Linked DNA regions of Homo sapiens: region 1 is linked to region 2. Evidence: read pairs that join two places in POLR2A ChIA-PET (ENCODE). Cell type or tissue: CD4-positive, alpha-beta T cell. All regions are shown on one strand. Links, peaks and the distances in the headings refer to the core of each region. The heading gives the core; the rest is flanking DNA.

Evidence for each region. ChIA-PET counts read pairs that join two places held together with the same protein. Peaks named below come from ENCODE experiments on the same cell type or tissue, not always from the same donor. Only the 100,000 strongest peaks of a DNase experiment are listed, where the experiment ranks them.
Region 1: POLR2A ChIA-PET joins it to region 2 with 5 read pairs; 2 of 35 experiments call an interaction of 5 or more read pairs at or near these places.

Annotation. Positions count from the first base shown.
Region 1 is chr5:140,608,019-140,610,939 of GRCh38, forward strand. It overlaps a transcript of TMCO6 not described here and the pseudogene RPL36P11. Among named protein-coding and RNA genes, the nearest start is that of CD14, 24 kb to the right of the region's middle. In CD4-positive, alpha-beta T cell, for the core only: no CTCF peak of the experiment used is centred there; a DNase peak (open chromatin) is centred at 1,333.
Region 2 is chr5:140,507,730-140,510,650 of GRCh38, forward strand. It overlaps ANKHD1-EIF4EBP3 (ANKHD1-EIF4EBP3 readthrough), which reads left to right. Exons shown (of 36, transcript NM_020690.6): 20 at 56-269; 21 at 1,908-2,083; 22 at 2,290-2,452. It overlaps ANKHD1 (ankyrin repeat and KH domain containing 1), which reads left to right. Exons shown (of 34, transcript NM_017747.3): 20 at 56-269; 21 at 1,908-2,083; 22 at 2,290-2,452. Among named protein-coding and RNA genes, the nearest start is that of EIF4EBP3, 38 kb to the right of the region's middle. In CD4-positive, alpha-beta T cell, for the core only: no CTCF peak of the experiment used is centred there; no DNase peak of the experiment used is centred there.

The sequences.
Region 1 (2,921 bases), core at 183-2,682, 100 kb after region 2:
ACCTGAAATGATCTGCCCGCCTCGGCCTCTCCAAGTGCTGGGATTACATGCGTGAGCCACTGCGCCCAGCCTCTCATTGTGTTTTTGGTTTGCATTACCTTAATGGCCAATGATTTTGAGCATCTTTTCTTATGTTTGTTAGTCATTTATTATAATTTCTTTGTGGCAATGTTCAGTCAAGTTCTTTGCCCAGGTTTTAATTTGCCTGTTTGTTTTTGGTATTTTACTAATGAATAATAATGTTGAGCATCTTTTCATGGACTTTCAGGCATTTGTGTGCCTTTGGAGAAATGGCTATTCAAGCCCTTTTCCCATATTTTTACTTGATTTGTTTGCCTTTTTGTTGCCGAGTTGTAGGAATCCTATATAAACTCTGGGTAGTAAACCATTACCAGGTATATAATTTGCAACATTTTCTCCCATTTTGTAGGTTGTCTTTTCACTTTATTTGGTAATGCCTTTTGATGCACAAAAGCTTTTAATTTTGAATTCCAGTTTATTATTATTTATTTTGTTGCTCAGGCTTTTGGAGTCATATCTAATAATCCACTGCTAAATCAAAGGCCACAAAGATTAGTTTCTGTGTTTTCTTCTAAGAGCTTTATGGTTTTGGCTCTTACATTTAGGTAATCAATTAATGTGGAATTAATTTTTGTATATGATTTGAGGTAAGGGTCCAACTTCATACATCTGCATATGGATATCCAGGTGTCCCTTTGCCATTAGTTGAAACTAGTGTTTCCTTACTGGATGTTCTTGACAACCTTGTCAAAATAAGTTTCCCATAGACATGTGGGTATATTTCTGAACTCTCACTTCTATTCCATTGATCTGTCTGCTTATCCTTATGCTACTACCACACTGTCTTAGTTACTGTTGCTTTGCAATAATGTTTTGAAATCAGGAAGTGTGAGTCCTCCAACTTTGCTCTTCTTTTACAAGGTTGTTTTATCTATTCTGCACCCATTGAACTTCTATATAAACTTTACAATTAGCTTGTCAATTTCTATAAAGAAACCAGCTAGGATTCTTATAAGACTTTCATTGAGATTGAAAAGGAGTAGCCATGGCTCTGTGCCACCCCATGACTGGGGTCTCAGCAAGGGCCCAGGTAATGATGGGGTAAGGAGAAAGCCCAGGCTCAGTCGCCACCACCATGGGCACCTCACCAAGAACACTGAGTTTGTGCAGACCTGGCCTGAAAGGGGTATGGCTTTGCCCCAAACGAGCGGCATGCCATGGAGTTGCTTGAGGTTTCTAAGGACAACTGGGCCCTCAAGTTCATCAAGAAAAGGGTGGGGACACACATCTGTGCCAACAGGAAGCAGGAGGAGCTGAGCAACATCCTGGCCGCCAAGAGGAAAGCAGCTGCCCACAAGGAATGAGCCACCCTCCCCTGTGAGCATAATAAAATCTTTATTTTATTATGGAACTTGTGGTCCTCCTCAGCAGCCTCCCTGGCATTGGAAAGGAGGGGAGGTCCAGTCTGTTCATCTGTTTGGGACCCACCCCCGGGCAGGACCACACCCTGTCCTGGATCCAAGCCCCCTACCTCGGGCATGGGGCAACAGGCATAGAAGCAAGTGCTGGAAATGATTTCTAATCATAATGCAATATCTCATACACACCAAAAAAAAAAGAATTTCATTGAATCTGTAGGTGAATTAGGGGAGAATTGTCATCTTGACAATCATAAGATCTATGAGCATGGGATATTATTCCATTTACTTAGATCTTCTTTAATTCCTTTCAACAACATTTTGTAGTTTTAAGAGTGTAAGTCTGCTCTTCTCTTCTTTTGTTATATTTGTTCCTAAACATTTTATTCTTTTTGCTGCTGTTGCAAGTGGAATTTTTTTCTTTTTTCTTTTTTTGAGACAGAGTCTCACTGTCACCCAGGATGGAATGCAGTGGTACTATCATAGCTCACTGCAACCTCAAGCCCCAGGGCTCAAGTGAGCCTCCCACCTCAGCCTCCCAAGTAACTGGGACTACAGGTGCAAGCCACCATGCCTGGCTAATTTTTTTTTTAAGTTTTGGTAGGAACAGTCTGGGCACAGTGGCTCACGCCCAGAATCCTAGCACTTTGGGAGGCTGAGGTGGGCGGATTGCCTGAGCTCAGGAGTTTGAGACCAGCCTGGGCAACATGGTGAAACCCCATTTCTACTAAAAAAAAAAAAAAAAAAAAAAAAGCCAGGCGTGGCAGCATGTGCCTGTAGTCCCAGCTACTCAGGAGGCTGAGGCAGGAGAATTGCTTGAACCCAGGAGATGGAGGTTGCAGTGAGCTGAGATCATGCCACTCCACTCCAGCCTGGCGACGGCACAAGACTCTGTCTCAAACAAACAAACAGAAAGTTTTAGTAGGAACAATGGTCTCCTTGTGTTGCCTAGGCTGGTCATGAACTTCAGGGCTGAAGCACTTCTCCCGCCTCAGCCAACCAAAGTGCTGGGATTACAGGCATGAGCTACCACACCTGCTCAGAGTTGTTTACTTAATTTAATTTTCAGAATGTGCATTCTAAGTGTATTGACATACAATAGATTTTTGTATATTGATTTTGTATTTTGCAATCTTGCTGAACTTGCTGATTAGTTTTCATGTATTTTAGTGAATCACTAGGAGTTTTTAATATATGTGATTATATAATCTGTGAATTGACATCATTTTACTTCCTGCTTTTCAACCTGGATGCCATTTATTTCTTTTACTAATTTTCATGGCAAGAACCTCTAGTACAATGTTGAATAGAGGTGGTGAGAAAATACATCCTTGTTTTGTTGCTGATCTTAAGGCAAAAGCAGTCTTTTACTATTAAGTATGATATAAACTGATTTTTTTTGGCAGATGTCCTTTACCATGCAAGAAAGTTCCCTTCCTTCCTTTTGTTGAGTGTTTTTTCGTGAGAGGTGTTGAATTTTGT
Region 2 (2,921 bases), core at 138-2,637:
CTAAAATAATAGGCAACATATTATTTTAATTTTCTAAGCACATTTCCCCCTTTAGGACTGGGAGTAAACTAGGTATTTCTCCCCTGATGTTGGCTGCAATGAATGGACATGTTCCTGCAGTAAAATTGCTGCTCGATATGGGTTCAGACATTAATGCCCAAATAGAGACCAATCGGAACACGGCTCTCACCCTGGCCTGTTTCCAGGGCCGAGCAGAAGTAGTGAGTTTGCTTCTGGACCGAAAAGCCAATGTTGAACATAGGGCAAAGGTAAGCATTTTTTACTTGTCAACTATTTCAGATACATTTCTGTAGAAAGAACATGGCATTTTAACGCAAATTGAATATAATATTTTAAATTATCATAAATTAAAACTGATACCAATGCAGAGTTGAGGGATTATGCTGTATAATAGTGAGTGACATACTGTCACCATCATGACTTTTATTAAGGACAATGAAGAAAACAGAATTAGTACTTTTCCCAACCTCAGCCTTGAGTAGCTTTCTATTAATACTGCAGCTTACAACTTTTGAATGTAGTAAGATTATTTTGTATTAACTCTTACACTGTAGACTTTTAAAGAACACCTTTAATGAGGTATGTGCTTATCATTGTAAAAATCCCAAGCAAAAATTTAATTCACAAGTTATAAAATTAGGGCAGCTAACATCTAATTTGACCATGGCAGATTTTGACAGTTTCATGACTATTTGGTATTAAGAAAATAGGAGTTAGTGGAGGCTGGGCGCGGTGGCTCACTCCTGTAATCCCAGGACTTTGGGAAGCCTAGGCAGGTGAATCACATGAGGTCAGGAGTTTGAGACCAGCCTGACCAATATGGTGAAACCCCCGTCTCTACTAAAAGTACAAAAAATTAGCTGGACGTGGTGGCAGGCGCCTTTAATCCCAGCTACTCAGGAGGCTGAGGCAGAAGAATCACCGGAACTTGGGAGGTGGAGGTTGCACTGAGCAGAGATCACGCCATTGCACTCCAGCCCGTGCAACAAGAGAGAAACTCCATCCCACCCCCCGCCCCCACAAAAAAGAAAGAATAAAGGAGAAAAGTCATAAGATAATCTCCATAGATGCAGGAAACACACACAGAGGAAAGAAAATAGGAGTTAGTATGTCATTGGCTTGAATTTCTTTGCTTAGAACTGCAAGGTTCTTAGAACTCTGGAAAGACGTAGGTTGGGTAGAATTTTTAATAATTAGTCAACAGAGAATCTAGTGCTCATTTGAAATTGGAAAGATTTGACTGGAAATCTCGTACTTCTTCCCTGAAATTCCTTTTACTTCTTAAAGTTTAGTGCAACATTTACATTCTTTTAATCTAAGTAATGAGGAAGTGTAGTTTTTCCTTGGCTTTTTACCACACAAAGAGAAATGAGTCTTTCCTGTCATTCAATTTGTCTTTTTCTATTACAAGTATTCATTGTGTGCCACTCATCCATTAAAGGTCCTAGAGAAATCTGTGTTATTTTGGATAGTACCAGTAGGAAATGTCCTTTGAAAAAATGTTGGAGACTAACGTACCAAAGGCACATATGCAAAAAATTTATAAAGTGATTTTAATCTACTTATTTTTAATATCTCTATTCATTATGCAAAGAAATTATCTGAGTAAATTCACAAAAGTATAGAAGTTACAGAATTGTTTTTAGCATGAGATAACATGTTTTAAGTTCATTCTAGCACGTCTGAATCTAACAATTTCTACTGCTGTTTAGTAAAATTCAAGGCAAAATATTGCTTAGCTCTTTTATGAGAGCTAATCAGAACTAGAATTGTCTTAAAAGTTAATTGCCTCAGGTTTTTAAAGAAATTATGTAGCTTAGTTTTGGTCTACGGAATAGTTAAAAAAAGAAATGTAACTTAGTTGCATAATTTATTGGTTTAAACAGACGGGTCTTACCCCCTTGATGGAAGCAGCTTCTGGAGGGTATGCAGAGGTTGGAAGAGTTCTTCTTGATAAAGGAGCAGATGTTAATGCTCCCCCTGTGCCTTCCTCAAGAGATACTGCTTTAACAATAGCAGCAGACAAAGGTCACTACAAATTTTGTGAACTCCTGATTCATAGGTGAGTACTTTTCTATTATATGTAGAACTTCTCATGGTCATTTTCACTTTTCAGAGCTTTTAAAGTTAATAACATTGTTTTACTTTATTGATATTGTTAAGAAAAGATTATTTGCAAGTTATTTTGTAAAAGAAGAAGATAGAGAAAACTAGAAAAAGCCAGCCTCTTCTTACAGGAAACAAACTATTAATATGCCTTGTTTACAGGGGAGCCCACATTGATGTTCGTAACAAAAAGGGAAATACGCCACTTTGGCTGGCATCCAATGGAGGTCATTTTGATGTTGTGCAGTTGCTAGTGCAAGCAGGTGCTGATGTGGATGCAGCAGATAACCGGAAAATCACACCTCTTATGTCAGCATTTCGCAAGGTAATTTGATATGGGGGAAGAAAGGTCAATTTTAAGCCAATTCTAAGTTAAAACCATGTGAGAAAGATAAGTTTATCTTGGAGAATTGAGTATATTTCCATAGAAAAATCACTGCTATCTTTCCATTCTTTTTTTTTTTTTTTTTTTTTGAGACGGAGTCTTACTCTGTCACATAGGCTAGAATGCAGTGGCATGATCGCGGCTCACTGCAACCTCTGCCTCCCAGGTTCAAGTGATTCTCCTGCCTCAGCCTCCTGAGTAGCTGGGATTACAGGCATGCGTCACCACACCCGGCTAATTTTTGTATTTTTAGTAGAGATGGGGTGTCACCACGTTGGTCAGGCTGGTCTCAAACTCCTGACTTTGTGATCTGCCTGCCTCAGCCTCCCAAAGTGCTAGGATTACAGGCTCCCGACCTTATCTTTCCATTCTTTTGTGGCCAAATCTAAGATCTATGTGGTAGTTCACT